2 separate regions of the Homo sapiens genome follow, and region 1 is linked to region 2. Evidence: chromatin loops called from intact Hi-C (ENCODE). Cell type or tissue: psoas muscle. All regions are shown on one strand. Each heading gives the region's core, and the rest is flanking DNA. Links, peaks and the distances in the headings are about the cores only. Region 1 overlaps CTNNBL1 (catenin beta like 1). Region 2 overlaps TTI1 (TELO2 interacting protein 1).

Evidence for each region. Peaks named below come from ENCODE experiments on the same cell type or tissue, not always from the same donor. Only the 100,000 strongest peaks of a DNase experiment are listed, where the experiment ranks them.
Region 1: it touches region 2 in a loop (2.4-fold over the local background); 6 of 110 quality-filtered maps call a loop at or near these places.

The regions. Positions count from the first base shown.
Region 1 is chr20:37,766,765-37,778,385 of GRCh38, forward strand. CTNNBL1 (catenin beta like 1) reads left to right here. Exons shown (of 16, transcript NM_030877.5): 7 at 1,189-1,280; 8 at 10,581-10,653; 9 at 10,890-10,948. Among named protein-coding and RNA genes, the nearest start is that of CTNNBL1, 79 kb to the left of the region's middle. In psoas muscle, for the core only: no CTCF peak of the experiment used is centred there; no DNase peak of the experiment used is centred there.
Region 2 is chr20:37,990,943-37,995,942 of GRCh38, forward strand. All of the region lies in intron 7 of TTI1 (TELO2 interacting protein 1), which reads right to left. Among named protein-coding and RNA genes, the nearest start is that of TTI1, 40 kb to the right of the region's middle. In psoas muscle, for the core only: a CTCF peak has its summit at 2,184 (motif pointing left); DNase peaks (open chromatin) are centred at 1,989 and 3,799; H3K27ac peaks cover 4,880 bases.

The DNA.
Region 1 (11,621 bases), core at 3,315-8,314, 220 kb before region 2:
GGAGGAATAAGTTTGTCCAGATAATGGAAGACCTTGTAAACCATGGCAGGAAGCTTGGATTTTGTTCGAGTGAACAATAGGAAGCCATCTAAAATATAAGCAGAAGAATAGGATAAAGTCATGGAAGATTAAAACGAATGAGTTGATTTTTGTAGGAAATGGCAGAAAGTAATTCAGGGTGTCGTAGTGCTCTTCATCTCTCAGGGTTTCCTTGCTCCTCTGCTCCCACAGCTTCGTGCTTCCCCTGCCTGGTCATCCTTTAACTTGCCACTGGGGAGGCTGATGTGGGCAAAGGAGTGAGAAAGAAGACAGGAGGTGTGGTGATTTCTTCAGCCCTTTCTCCTTCAAAATTCACACCCAATGTGTTCTGGGTATTGTGTTTAGGGAACACAGAAGTGTATCTGTTTCATGCTAGTAACATATTCCAGGATACGGATTGGAAGGGGGGCTGAAAGAAATGAAACCATTTGATATTAAGGACTCTAGGTGATTAAAAAAAAAGAGATCTCCTTTTTCGTATCATAGTCATGCAATAACTTTTTTTTCCTCCTAATTTTTAATTTTTCTATTAAGCAACACTTTGGCTGTTGTAGGAGATAGCAGGACCAATTATATTTGCTTCCTAGTACCTGGGAGTTACCTCTGCCAGCATGGCCTTTCCCCTCTGTGCATGTTATTTTGTTCAATTAAAAAGACCATGCTTGCCTGCTTTGCAATATTCTTGCTTCCACCTGATGCAGGGAAATAGAACTGCAAATGGATGAATCAGGAAAGGAAGCGACTCTTGAGTTCACCAGACCCTGAGTTTTCCCTAAGGCTTTTGCCTAGCTCCCAATCTCTTTGGTTATGGGTTTCTGGGACTCATTAGGGACTGGGTGGGACTTCTTAGGTAGATACCCACCCTTTTGTGTGTTCCGCTCTAGTGTTGTTCCCTATTAGCATGGAAAATCTATCACTTAGCTCTTTTGTGAGTTCCATCATTTTCAGTTATGAGTTTTACCTGTAGCATAACTGGAAGAAGAAAACCACAGCAACTCCCTGGTTAATCTGAAAATGACAACCCAGCATCTGGCTGGGAGTAATGCAGGGAAGTGGGGAGAGGAATAACATGCCTGTCATGGGAAGCAAGCTTGTTGCAGATGGAAACAAAGTTGTCCTCCCAAATGACTGGTGTCTGTCTCCCTTCAGCTATTGTGGAAAACATGGCTGAGTTCCGGCCTGAGATGTGTACAGAGGGTGCCCAGCAGGGTCTTCTACAGTGGCTGTTGAAGAGGCTGAAGGTGAGTTTGGCTGTGGGGAACTGCAGCTCACACCTGTCTTTGCTCTGGGCTTGATTGATGCTGGGTTATTGGCATAGACTGTTATGCTGGGCCATATGATCTAGTTTGGGAAGCTTCTGGTACCTCTTGCTTCTTTCTTCTCCGTTTTTGTTCGTTTTAAAACAAGAGGCTTTAAAAATAGTCTTTAGTACCTCTGAAAATACAAACGTTATAAATACAAATTCATGTGATACAAAAGGTATAAAACTGAAAAGATCCCCTCTGCTGATCCCTTGTAGTTCCACTTCTCAGAGGCAGTCACTGTTAACAATATTATATCCATTCTCTCAGAAATTTTCTGTGTATATGAGAGAGTGTGTGTTTCACAAACAGAATTATGTAATATTTTCTTATGCAAGTTGATTTTCTCACTGAACTAATTATTGCCTAGTTAGTATTCCACTATGCTGATGTACCAAAATTAATCTCATCATTCCCACTGGTAAGTTTGTAGTGTTATAAACAGTGCGGCTGTGAATACAGTAGTCCCCTCTTATCTGTGGTTTTGCTTTCTGCGTTTTAGTTACTCACAGTTAACCATGGTCTGAAAACAGGTAAATATAGTACTAAAAGGTATTTTGAGAGAGAGACCACATTCACAAAACTTTTCTTACAGTATGTTGTTATAATAGTTCTATTTTATTATTGTTGTTAATTTCTTACTGTGCCTAATTTAGAAACTTTTTTTTGTTTTTTTGTTTTTTCTTTTGAAACTGAGTCTCACTCACTCTGTTGCCCAGGATGGAGTACAGTGGCATGATCTTGGCTCACTGCAACCTCTGCCTCCCGGGTTAAGGTGATTCTCCTGCCTCAGCTTCCCGAGTAGCTGGGATTACAGGTGTGCGCCACCACGCCTGGCTAATTTTTGTATTTTTAGTAGAGACGGGGTTTCACCATGTTGGCCAGGCTAGTCTCGAACTCCTGATCTCAAGTGATCCACCCGCCTTGGTCTCCCAGAGTGCTGGGATTACAGGCGTGAAACACCGTGCCTGGCCTATAAATTAAACTTTATTATAGGTACATATATAGGAAAAAAACATAGTAAATACAGAATTTATCTGTAGTTTCAGGCATCCACTGGGGGCCTTGGATCCTATCCCCCACAGATAAGGGAGGGACTGCTGTATACAGACTTTTTAAAATATACATTTGTCTCAGTTTATCTGTACGATAAATTCATAGAAGTAGAATTGATAGGCCAAAGGCTATGCACCTTAACATTTTTTGTAGTATTGCAAAATTATTCCCACTGATTTATCATATCCCACTGATAAATCAGCTGCCCCACTGATTTAGAGTTATCTGTTTCCCTCTGCTTCTAGTTAATCTGATAGTGAAAACTGGTATTATTTTAATTTGTAATTTTAACATCAAGTGAAGTGTGTTGGCTTCTTGTTGATTAGCCATTTGTATTCATGTCTTTTAGCTTCATATTTATATTCTTTGTCCATATTTCTATTGAATTGTTCATTCTCTTAGCATAGTCCTTGTGATTGTCTTTTTAACAGTTAGTATTGTCTAATAGAGTAAATGAGAAAAAGAAGAGGCAAGAGCTCCTCTCAGAACAGTTTGGACCAAAGGTGTGATGGGAGGCAGTTTGGAACTGCTTATATGCTATTGAAATGGCCCTCAGGCAGGCAAGGATCCTAACTTTTTGTGAGAAGGAGGCACTTGTTTGTAACTAAAGTAATGCTCTAAGTAATGGCCTTGCTCTGCTTCAGAATGTCACAAGCATCCAGAAAGTCTGGGGTGTATCAGGTCAGATTTGTCCTCCACTGTCTTGGCAGGGCTAAAGGAGAAGGTTCTGCCTAAGATATCATATGCTGCATGGTTTTCTCCGTTTCTGACACTCTAGTCTTCTCCAATCCTACTTATTCAGCCGTTTGTTCCCATTAAATCTGTAACCTTGATTTACATAACATATTGGCCCAAGGATGCTCAGCTAGCCCAGCTGCTACCATCAGTATGAGCACATTTGCCTAGCAGAGGTCAGTAAACTCTAACTCCCTCCAAACCCCATCCCTCTTGCCTTTCAGTCTTGCATCCAGCAAGTAGTTAATTCAGGCATTGTCATTTGCAACTTCCTTTTGACCTCCTCTCTTGAGTCTAAATATCCTTTGGTTTTAGAACTAGACTTGTTTCTCATTTAATTTCCTTTACATCTCTCTAAACTCCGTTTCTTCTTTCCTCAGTATTCAACACATTTTTTATTCTCCAAAGCCTTGAGACATTTTGGGAACAACCAGTGGAGGAGAGGAAAGTAGAGCACCGAGTTTTAAGGGGATGGCGTAGATGTCAGGGACCTGAGTTGTTGGGGGAGTAGCCACACGTTAGGGACGCAACCTTGAAATACACAAAATAATTCAATAGTTTTTTTGTCTCTGTTATGTCGGGACAGATTTTTCCAAGTTACTTGAGACTTAATACTGATTCAGGGATCTTCATTAAACTAGAATGTCTTCTGCCAGAGTCTTTTTTTTTTTTTAATTGGTAACATAGGAAGGGAAATTGACTTTTGAGTGTTTGGCTTGGATGCCGTTACCCTTATGATCATAATGAAGGGGCCCATTTGATAGTTTAGCAAGCTATTGACTCTTGCCACATAGGCACTGCATTGATGTAATCCTCGGGGCACAAATAGCCATGTTGCTGTCTCTGAAACAGTTTTCAGGCTTTTAGGGATATTTAAACATCAAAATGCTATTTGGGTTTTTTACTGGTAAGCAAGTGCTTTTAGAAGAAAACTGTGCTGCCCAGGCTTAATTAATTCTTTCATTAATTAGTTAATGAAATAAAGTCCTGCTTAAGGGTGAGGCCAGCAAGAGGGCATGTCCTTCGCAGCAATGCCTTGCTCTTATTTCTCATAATCTGGGGAATGTTATAATCTTCATTCTCTTCAACATCGTGGTGACTCTTAGTGAGTACTGGACCCAGATCCTGACTTTCCCTTATTAGCTGTGTAATTGTGGGTAACGGCCTCTTAACTTTTCTGGCCTGTTTTCTCCTTTGAAAAATGGGGATCATACTCCCTGCCCTTCCAATCTCACAGGGTTATTGCGAAATCAAATATGATAATGCTTTTAAATTGTAAAGAGGTTATAGCAGTGGGTTTCAGCTGGGGGTTTGTATTAAGATCACCAATGGAACTGAACAAATACAGATTCCCACACTGTACCCTAGACCTACCGTCTCAGTCTCTGTCTTTGGTATATTTTAGAAAGGTTTCAAACACATGTGATTCTAATGTACAACTCTCACTAAGATCCACTTGTCTCAGGAAATGTGGACCTTCTTGTTAACCATTTTACTCTGGAGACTAATTTAAAACTCCATTTTCACTATGCTATTACCCATTCAGAAACTTACCTGGAGTGATGCTGTGCCTTCTACATCAGATCCCACCTTCTCTGCCTCTTACCCAGGCCCAGTTTGACCTTTTCATTTTCCAGTTTTGAAACATTGGCCTTTGTTACCTTTTAGATACCTTTTTTTTTTTTTAAACCTATCTCCTGCTCTGCAAAGGTCAAAATTATCTTGACCTCTGTGTCTGGCTTTGTTCATACTCCCAACTCTACCAGGAATGACTGGCTCCTCTCTTCCATTCGTATTTCTAAATTTTACACACCCTTCGTGAAACAGCTTAAATCCCTAATCTTCTGTGTAGCCTCTATCACTTTTAGAACTGAAAGGAAATCTGTAAGTTCTGTTGTAGATAAAAAATTTAAAATTGAGACCTATCGATATTAAGTGCCTTGCCCAAACCCCTGTAGCTAGTTAGAGATAGAGCTAGGATTAAGACCCAAGCCTCCAGAATTTTCTTCATGCCCCCTTTCCATAGTACTTTGCCCCCAGCCTATACTGCCCACTTTCTTTTATAAAAAATCAACACCTTCATCTTTTTCCAATGGGTTCTCTTGCAAGAGTTGGCCTATCTGGGTTCTAGCATCTACCCGTAACTGTGTGATGCTCGCCCTCATGGAGCATCTTCTCTCCATCTGTAAAGTGGAGATGACTCCATCACCTGGCCAACTTGAATATTCTTATGTGTGCTGATTTTCTTTCTCCAAATATCTCTAAATTTTATAATTACAAGGACCATGTCTCTGTCATATCTGTACCTCCTCCCAGCTGTTCTCAAACTGTGGTTCCCAGCCAGGAGCATCAGCATCACCTAGTGCCTTGTTAGGCAAATTCTTGGGTCCACCCAGACCCACTGAGTCTGCAAAGTTGGAGTGGAGCCTGGTAGTCTGTGTTTGTTGCTGTTGTTGTTGTTTTTGTTGTTTTTGAGACGGAGTCTCACTCTGTCACCCAGGCTGGAGTGCAGTGGCGATCTTGGCTCACTGCAAGCTCCGTCTCCTGGGTTCACGCCATTCTCCTGCCTCAACCTCCTGAGTAGCTAGGACTACAGGCGCCCGCCACCACATCCGGCTAATTTTTTGTATTTTTAGTAGAGATGGGGTTTCACCGTATTAGCCAGGATGGTATCGATCTCCTGACCTTGTGATCCGCCCGCCTTGGCCTCCCAAAGTGCTGGGATTACAGGTGTAAGCCACTGCGCCCGGCCCAGTCTGAGTTTTAATAAGCCCTCAAGATGATTCTGATGTAAGCTGAAGTCTGAGAACCAAGGTTCTAGAGTAATTATGTCTAGATTGCTTGATAAAACCTTACGATTTGACTGATCATCTCATATTTATTCAGTAATCCTTGAGTGATTCTTAAGTGAGTGGCACACTGGTGACAGCATTCTAGTGTTGGATTTCTCCTTTTTGTACTGGTAGCCTAGCAGTATATAGAGATATTCATGGATCTCTTCATCCAACAAATCAACCCCCACTAATTTATTCTTATGAGGATAAAAACCACTGCAGATGATTGCATTAAATGGATTAACAGGTAAGTAGATAACAGTAGTGTGAGAGATGCTGCATCACAATTAATGTTTTTAATGGGGAATACAAGCTTATTAAGATATTACGTACTATTGAAAATAACAGCAAAACCAAGTATAAGATTCCCTCTTGTTACCCAGTTAAATCAATGCTTCAGAAACAGTTGCAGCGTTCAGTTAAGTTATATTACATGTACAACTGGTTGATGCTAAAGTTCTTAGCCTCTATGACCAGAGGTTGGGATTTTGTAGGGCACAATCTGCTTTGACAATTGTACAGAGCTGTAGATATGTCTGAACCTGCCCCATGTGTTCCAGGTAGCAGAGGTGAGCTACAGATATAACCTGCAGCTTCTGGCTGTGAGTGGTAGCATAATTGTTTTGTACTTTCCAGAAAAGCAGCAGCTCCCAAAAAGGTGAAGTGTAATTTTATTCAAGGCTAGTACATGCTGAGTACAAACCTATGCATGACTCTATAATTACTCTGACAGCTGAAAGATTTAAGAGAGCCAGGCTCCTGGATAGAAGAGAGCCCTACAAGTTCCAAGTCCCGCTGATTAACTTTGCAAAATCCAAGAGACTATACCTGCTAAGTAAAATCTCCTTTCTCCTGATTTTGAATAAATGTCTTTGAAATTTGGCAGTTTGGTATTGTGCAATCTCTGGCTGGGATTTAAACAGAAATAAAATATGCTTTGTAAGTGTTGTCTTTGGCTAGACATGAAAGATTACTTTCCTTTCTTCCCACCTGGCCTAATTTCTTCTATTTCTTTTCTACCAGATTAAAACATTTGGTTGTCATCATCATCATCATCACCACTAAGTTTTCATCATCTGATATGAGTTTCATGTATTGACTGCTCACTACATGCTAAAGTGTTTTTCTAGAACCTTCTTCTTTCTTTCCTGTCTTTTTCTTCTTTTTCTTTCTTTCTCTCTTTTTTTTTTTTTTTTTTTTTTTGAGGCAGGGTCTCATGCTGTTGGCCAGGCCAGAGTGTTGGTGCCATCACTACTCACTGCAGCCTTAACCTCCCAGGCTCAAGTGATTTTCCAACCTCAGCCTCCCAAGTAGCTGGGACTTCAGGTGCACACCACCACACCCAGCTAATGTTTGTAGTTTTTTGTAGAGATGAGGTCTCACTATGTTGCCCAGGCTGGTCTTGAACTCCTGGGGTCAAGTGATCCTCCCGCCTCAGCTTCCCAAAGTGCTGGGAGTACAGGTGTGAGCCACTGCGCCTGGCCACATACATTATTTCTAATCCTCACAAACAGCCCTGCCAAGAGGGTGCAGCTATCCCCAATTTACAGATAAAGAAATCCCAGAGAGAGAGGAAATGGTGTTGCCCAAACCACATGGGAACCACGTGAGAGAGCCTGTGAGCATTGGGCCTTGGCATCTTTGAAGCCACCTCCTCTTGCCAAGCTGCTTCTCAGCTGGCACTGCTTTTAGGTTCTGAAGCATTGCAGAGCTCAGCGTTGGGGAGTTATCGGGCCTCATCATTTTGGTTTCCTGATTAGATTCTTCCTTCATGCCAATTTCTCAGTCAGAACTTATATTTTAATTTAAAAATGATGAAGTTATCAGTCTGGTTTTTAAAAACTTACTTTGGTTAAATTGGAAACTCTTAGTAGTGTCTTACAGCAAAAGGTGGAGATTTCCTGTGGAACCAAGAATTCTCAGTAGCAAGAAACTCAGCTGGTCGGTGCCTGTTATGTATACACCAGTTCCCTTAGTACAGCCACTTCATGAGGAAGATATTAATTTGGCCAGTCTCATAGCTGGTAACTGTTAGAGCTCAGATTCTAATGCAGATATTTCTGGTTATGGTTGTCAGAAAAACTTGTGGTACCTACTGTGTGTTAGGTACTTTCATATTATGTTTTTAAATTCTCATAGTAACTCTCCAAATAAGTGGGATTTTTTTTCTATTTCTTTTTTCTTTTTTTCATGTCAGTGCCCTTAATCAAAAAAGTGCTATTTTTTATTTTCATTTTACAGATGAGGAAACTGAGACTGAGAATGTTTCTTGGGTCATAGATTCCCATTGTCAGCTTACAGCATTCTTAGTGTCTCAGTAATTCTGTTTTTACAGCACCGCTATGCCAAAAAGTACCTAATAGTCTCATTTATTAAGTAGTTATGTCCAAACCATTTAATATATATTTATGTCCTTACAATTTATTAGCCATTTGAGAAGATAATACACACAAATTGAAAGAAAAAATATTTTTATTTCATTCTTAAATATCATAGTTACTTCCTAATGGTATGTGTGCCTTTTGGTACTGCTCAAATCCTTAAACCTTAGGATCAGATTGAACGCTACGACCATCATTCTGATTTCACATCGATTTTCACAGTTATTTTTGTCAGAGCAGCTATCCAAACGCAGCTCCACAAAGATATGATGTCACCAGAAGAAATGTAACTTGAGCTCCTGGTTAATGCAGTGTTCAACAGATGTCACATTTCACTGTGTTCTCCTTGAAAATTTAACATATCCTGTGGTGAATTAAATATGACACCCCAGTTGCCACAGCGCAAAGTTGGAGAACTGCAGATTTGAGTCAACCTTAGGTGTGTCTAATGCCAGATCTGTGTTTTATTTTCCTTTTTTAAAATTTGATATTTCTACAAAATTAATTTTAATTCAGTGTAAGGTTTTTAAATGCCACAACAGTGGACAGAGTTCAGATCTAAGTTACCCCTGTTTGTTCTCTTGCTTAATTCTGTGTCTTCCCTATAGCAGGTGCCTAATAAGTATTTATTGAAAGGAAGAAAAACTCCCCCCAACTTGAAAACAGGAGCTTACAAAATTGAATAAAGGACAAGAGGCATTAGATCCACAGAAAGGCCATGGCTCTAGTGACCTACTGTCTTTTGGCTTCTTTCAGTTAAGTGTCTTGTTTTAAACAAGAACCATGGCCCTTGCAATGCTAATGTATAAGTTGGTGTGGCTTAAATCTTTTAAAATATAATAGCAGTACTTGGAACTTACATAATTTGAGTGGGAAATTTTATTCGCAAATCCTTGATTTTGATAGAGATGCTTACTCCTTGGCTTTTCACCTTCATGTTTTGATTTTCGTTAATATGAAACCATTTTTCTTAAAGTGAAACATACCACAGGTTGCATTTAAGCCCTGACTATTATGCTGAATTTCTTGAAACAAGGCTTCAAGCTCGCCCAGGGAGCATACCTTACATTTAGCACATGTAAGACCTTGCATTTATAGATCTTTTAACCTAAGATGGTCATACTTGGTTGACCTCCTGAAACCCTGTAGGCTGCACTTAGCTTGATGAGGAAGACGTGCACAGAAAACTGAAATGATACTGAATATTGCTTGATTAGGTACAACTCTTCCTCTTTAAGTATAAAACCAATATCTAAACAGATCTGTGAATGGCGGTAAGGTGACGGAAGTGTTAGTTCCAAGATAAACACTTCCCTTGTCTTTTCCAAGTACAGAAATTCTTTGTCATTTCAAAAACACAGATAGGTAGCAAAGGTTGCTGCTGATTAATAATCATTGTTTACATGCCTGCATTTTAAGGATCATGGGCACCATAAATAAAAACACACCACTGAGACTCGCTCCTCTCTATGCACCTTTATCCAGGGGGCAGTGATAATGGTGAGATATTTAAGTCTCACTACCGAAGCAACACTGAGGACAGCCATGAAAGATAGTCTGTGCAGTAGATGTGTCCCCTCTGAAACTCCCAAATAGCAGAGCATGCAGCGGGGAAAGAATTGTGGGTAGTAATTTGGGTGTTAAAATATTAACACATTTTTGCATATTTAATGTGGTTTCTGTTTTAAGTAGTAGGCAGATTATGGCATGCAAGCAGATAAGTTTATGATTTCAAATTAAATTTTAAGCATTAAAAAAATCCAGAAGGAACTACTTTGTGATAAATACATTCAGTTAATCAAGAATTGCTTTCTTCTCTGCTCATATATTAACTAATTTATAGCCTAATTTCATGATTGTAACTTGTGAATTAAGCTTCATGGTGAGTTTTAATCTTAAAAGTTCAAAACTCTCATTCATCTAGTTCACATTTGGGTACTATGGGCTAGACATATATAATCTCTGGACTCAAAATGGGAAATCTTGGAAGTCTTCACCGAGGAGGTAACCTTAATACCTGGGCATTAAGAGTGTGAGAGCCATTGTTTCAATCTGTCACTTTACTTGGTTCTGGTCTCTTGAGAGCAGAGGCAGACGTTTTTACCCTTAACTGCCTTTTCCTTTTCTAACTTCTGCTTCTCTCTAACTCAGATCATAGTACTCGTGAAAAATTTGTCCTGGGGAAGGAAGCAAGACCCCTTAACATTTTTCTCATTTCTCCTATTTCCCCATAGGCAAAGATGCCTTTTGATGCCAACAAACTGTATTGCAGTGAAGTGCTGGCCATATTGCTCCAGGACAATGATGGTGAGGCGCCCTCTCAGTATTGATATTCTGTTAGGATAGGAGCCAGGCTTGTTTCAGATCATGACAGCAAGCTCTCTTGCCTTTGGCATCCCCTTGCTCTCCCTCTCACTCCCTGTGCTGCTTTTGTACTCTGTCAAGCTGTATTGATTTTGTTTGCTGATGTATCAGTGTTAGACGGCTGTAAAATCTGACAGTTAGGTTCATTTTTTTTCTTCCTCTATTTTTTTCCCCTTTAGAAAACAGGGAATTGCTTGGGGAGCTGGATGGAATCGATGTGCTTCTTCAGCAGTTATCCGTGAGTAATTCTTATGCTTCCTGTCTGCTGTAAGATACATGGTCTGCTTTGAATGGGAGGTGGAGCTGGAAACTGTGGGAAGGAATAAGCCATGTGCTGCAAGCCATATGGAGCATGTTGGCAGGTTTGAGGGTTATACGGAGGGACATGGTTTGCCTCCTTTTCTTAGTCATTTGCTCTTTATGACCAGACATCACTGTGTATCAGTTCTGAACTTTCTTCATCTTCTGATATGATATTGTCAACTCAAAAAAGATGTGCCTCATGCTTAAGTGTGTATGTTCTGGGCCAAGCATACCAAATTATTTTCATTTGACCCACTGCCAAGATTATTCACCAACCTTCCTTTCAATCTGCTGTGAAAATGGAGTATGTTCATTTAGGATCTGAATAAGCTCAAGGAGTACAAGTTCCACTGCAGTGGGGTGGGGGTCAAGGGGAGGATAGGGGAGGATGTGGTGCTGAAGGCTGGAGTGAGAACTTGGAAACTGCCATTTTCTCACTGTAAGAAATGTAAATCCAGTTGAAATGTTATTCTGCTGGCATTCTGAAAATACTGTTAAGATTTCCTCTTACAAGTTTTAGCTGTGTTATTCTAAAAACAGGACTGAAAATAGATCATTTGGATAAAATCTTAAGAGTGTTGGGAGAGTCTGAGATGTCAGTTTGCATA
Region 2 (5,000 bases), core at 1-5,000:
AGTAGATTTAAGTAGCCCAGAGGTCCCTGCCTTCAGTTCTGAAACCCAGCAACCCACTTTGTTTGTAATCTGCCTGCCAGATGTCTCTTATCTTTGACACCATGAAATCAGGCCTATATATGCACAGTGAACAGCTCCAGATCTGAGTGTATTTTTAGAACAATGGGACTCAAAAAGAAAACCAGCAATGCCTGTCAAAAGATGGATAATAGGAAAGCTAACTACTTGGGTTTGGATTTGTCAACTATTAATCAAGTGTCAAAAGGAAAAAATATTAGGTGTGTCCTCATTTCCATGCTGGGTGCAATCCAAGGGGGAACAGCTTTGCAGTCCAAGCTCAGCCAAACTGCCCACACCATTTAAGGGGATGAGCTACTAATTTCAAGCTCAGCTGAACTAATGGATCACCTCTGTGGCTCCTCATCCGTTCAAATATAATAGGCTCATGTGTGGGTAAAGAGAGGAGTTGGGGCTCTGACAGGGATGAAATGAATGAGCCTGTGCCGGTCTGTGTTCGTCCAGGGTTTGAAGGCACCAGCTGGTTCTTTGATGGGATGGGATCCTACTGCTAGAAAGAGAGCAGGGAAGTCAGTCTGTAAATGAACCTTCAAACCCGGTCCTGACTTCTGCAAACAGTGGTGGCACAATTAACATGAAAAAGATCCTTTTGAGGTGAAATCCCCAGTTCAGATTTTAGTAAGGATGAAGCAGGCTTACAACTAGAAATTCTGTGGCCAGTGTCTATGTGTATGAGTAACATACACATCATGTATAACATATTTGGGAAATTTACATACATGTACCCCACATAGGTGTGTACACAGATGTAAATATACCTTCAGAACATAAGCAGAGGGTAGAGGCCCCTATCTTGTTCCCTCTAATTCCAGTCCCTAGAACAGTACCTGGAGACTCCTTGGACATACTAACGTGATTCATCCACAAGCACCCTATGAGAATGGAGTTTTCATCACCCCCAGTTTACAGAGGAAGAAAATGAAATGAAGCTAAATCATTTGCTCAAGGTCACATGGCCAGTAAGATCTGAACCTCGGTTTGTCCAAAGCAAGACTGCTACTTTTTCTCTCACACACAATGGCGAGGCAGAGGGAGCTGGAATGGCAACCTCCCCAGCGCCCCATCAGGGGCTACAGCAATAACAGCATCCAGGACTTGCGTGGCCAGAAGGTACACCAGCTGGTCACCACCTGCTGGCACCCTGCATCCCTATCTGGGCTCTGGGGTTAGCAGGTGGGAGTAGGACTGGGGGTGGAGGCCAAGCATCCTAAAAGCTTTATTTTTCTATTATGAGACTTGTTGGGCACTGACTTCATCTTCTTCTTTTTTTTTTGAAACAGGGTCTCACTCTGTTGCCCAGGCTGGAGTGCAGTGGTGTGATCACGGCTCACTATGGCCTTAACCTTCCAAGGCTCAGGTGATCCTCCTGCCTCAGCTTCCCAAGTAGCTGGGACAACAGGTGCACACCACCACGCCTGGCTAATTTTTATATGTTCAGTAGAGACAGGGTTTCGCTATGTTGCCCAGGCTGGCCTGGAGCTCCTGAGCCCAGGTGATTCTCCCACCTCAGCTTCCCAAAGTGCTGGGATTACAAGCGTGAGCCACAGCACACGGCCTGACTTCATCTTTTCAAAAATTTGAAAAGTATTGTCTAGTTTTGTTTCCTTTTAGCCCAGGGTAAAAGGCTCATTGGATGATATAAAACCTCACTGCAAAAGCCAGGGAGTCTCAGAGTCTGCTAAGAGATTGGCCCAAGGAGTATGGTTTTAATGGAGTTCAACTAGGCTAAGTACATGTATGGACTTGAAGGACAAACAGAAATTTGGGGTGTATGCTCTCTTTTCAAATTCCTTTCACGTACAGGAGGCAAAAGCTACCTGGACAGAAAGGCACAGAACTGTGAAGGCCCAGGGCATGCCGGGAGACATCCTGGAGACTGAGAATTTCAATCAGCAAAGTTTGCCACTGCAGTTGGCTGAGATGGGGGTGTGGCTGATCTGACCTGTTGTCTGTAATCCAACGCCTACCCTCAGGGACACTGTCTTATTTTTAGCTCCTGGTATGCTAAGCCCTCCTCCCACACCACAAATATGATTTGCACATTTGTTATCCATTGAAGTTACTTAACTAGAGGGACTTTGGGGGAGCTGGCTTTTTTTTTTTTTTTTTGCATTGCCAGTTAACAGTGACACCTGGTGGTAACACACAGCAAGGTCACATCCTGCCCCCACCATCCCCTGCCCCTCCCCCATGCCTCCCCCAGTTGGAAGATTTATGCCCCCTCCATACAAGGCACATTTGCTAGATAAAAGCATTAAACTGGAATGGCATCTCCGTTCTTAGCATTTACAACCTCGGTTACATCAACCACCCCCTGATCAATGTCCATTTCTAGAGTTTACTGCCTGGATGTAAAAGCCTGCCACAAAGGCTATATTTAATATGGCAAATTAAAAAAGCAAACACTGGTTTGGTCATTCTTTGGAGCCAGGAAAAGCAAATGGGAGCAAGGAAAAACCCAAGCATGATGCACATAAAGATGAACTCTCATGGGGCTGCTAAGTCTGCCTCCACCCCAACTCGATGAAGGCGCCCCTTGGAGGTCCTAAGCCCACCTGCCAGAGGGGCCCACAGACATGGCTGTTCTACAGGGCTGGTGCACATCCCTCTCCTTCCAGAAGACAGGAGGCCTGGGAGCAGCCTCCTGCCCTGAGAGCTTCCCTCACCAGCCCTCTGGCAGACAGGAGAGCCACTTCCAAAGCAAGCTGGTCATCTGCCTAGGGTCGGAAACTCACTACCTCTGGCTTTTCTGAATACTAAGCCAAGGTTCCCACTTGGGCCCTTGCAACGAACACAGCTTTCTCTTCTCCCATGAGGGTAAGTGTGTGTAAGTGTGTCACTCTGACTGCAGTATGGAGAATACCTAGAGGGGCAGGACTGGAAGTGGGACCAGTGGTGAGGTCTGTTGTTCTGGTGGGAGATGATGGTGGCCTGGCCTGGCCTAGTGGTTTGGAGGTGTCGTTTTGAGAGCAATTTTCCAAGTGAGGTAGGCGGGCTTTACTTTTGGTCATGGATGTAGGGTGTGAAGGAAAGAGAAGAATTAAGAACAAACAACAGGATGGATGGCAGGGCCATGTGCTGAGATGGGACTCCATCTCATGCAGGGGACTTGGTTCCTCAGTACTAGTAGGTATGACAGACTGCACTCTGTCACCTAGGCTGGAGTACAGTGGTGCGGTCTTGGCTCACTGCAACATCCGCCTCCCAGGTTCAAGTGATGCTCCTGCCTCAGCTTCCCAATTAGCTGGAATTACAGGTTCCTGCCACCATGCCCAGCTAACTTTTTGTATTTTTAGTAGAGACAGGGTTTCATCATGTTGGCCAGGCTGGTCTTGAACTCCTGACCTCGTGATCTGCCTGCCTCAGACTCCCAAAGCGCTGGGATAACAGGCGTAAGCCACCCACCGCACCCAGCTGCCAGGTATGACTTTTCCATACTAAGTGGCCCACCCACCCACCCCTCTCTCCATGCGGTAATGAGGCTCACAGAGAGACCAGGTTTCCTATTGTCTCAGGCTTCTTCTCCCACTTAGAGAGCTTATTAATTTCAGCATCAAGATGCCAAATCAGCTCTTGATCAAGGATCAAGACTGATTTTTTTTCCCAACTTCAAGATAAGTTTGCAAGTGACATGTGTGAAGCAATCCACCTAGCTCTTCCTCCCCCTCCCTGCCCATCAGGAGGGAGGCCATCTGACTCAACACTTGAACGGAATGTGCTGGAGCAAACAAAGGGAGCTGCGGTCAAGTGGTGGGGCTGCGTGTTCCTCCACCTGAGGCTCCCTGAACACCAGCTCAAGATTCAGCAAGGTCCAATTCCGGGTTTAATTGCTTTCAGCAGCAAAAAAGAGAACTAGAAATGAAAAGATAATGAATTGAGAATATTAGCTTATTTGATGGTTCTAAACTTGAAGGATGGGATGGAGTGGGTGTAGGAAAAATAGAATGGATGGGGAATGTGAAAATCAGACCTTTAACTCTTGGTTGTAATAGGCATCTAAAAGGATTTACTTCAAGATAAACTCATTATGTTCTTGAGTTGCACTTTAAGTCACAGCACAATCAGCTCCAGGGGCACCGCCCAGGGAGGACTATTTTCACCCTAAATTGATTCTGTACGGAATAAAAATGCCTGGGGACAGAAGCTGCTTAGGATGCGCCCCTGTGCTCATGAAACTATGACTGATTCTGGGACTAAGGGATGTGACGGGAAAGGGACAGGAAGAAAAAAGGAAATGGGAAATCAAGAGCAAAAAACAGCAAAGGACAATAAATCAATTCAAGAAGATATTACCATCACTCCCAGGGAGTGCAAGGTTTCTAAGGAGCAAGCTGGCTCTCCTCACTGCACAGTCAGAGCAGCCTTTCCACTCCTCAGGGAATGAGTTGACTCCTAACTCCCACCCCACTGAAGAGGATCAGAGATGTGCCTCTAGAAGCTAGGAAGATGCAGGGATTCCGCTGCAGGCGTGAAGCTGGTGAGGCTGAAGGAGCTGCAGGGCTCAGAGCGGCACAGAGTGCCAGGCCCAGCTTTCGCCCCAGCAGCAGACCTACCCTGGGATGGCAGTTCCAGGATGCAGGCTGCTCCCACCTGGAAGGAAAGCTTGGAGAAGAGGGGCAGAGTAGATTTGGGGTCTCATGTCTGGGGAATGCTGTTGTGCTGAGTTTTAGCTCTTAGTCCTAAAGTAACCAGCAACAGCTTCTTCTCCTAGAGGTGATACAGCTTTTCTCAAATAAGCATGGTCAAACTCTTAGAAATTGGAATCATCTAGTTTCAGAATCAGAAAAGGCCCTTTAAGCCATTAGTCTGGCAACTCTTAAGGTTCTTCGGGTCACAGATTCCTATTAGAACCTATGAATGGTTCCTATTAGAAAAAGGCACATGTGCACCTGCCTGCACACAAACAATTTTGCTTTGCACTT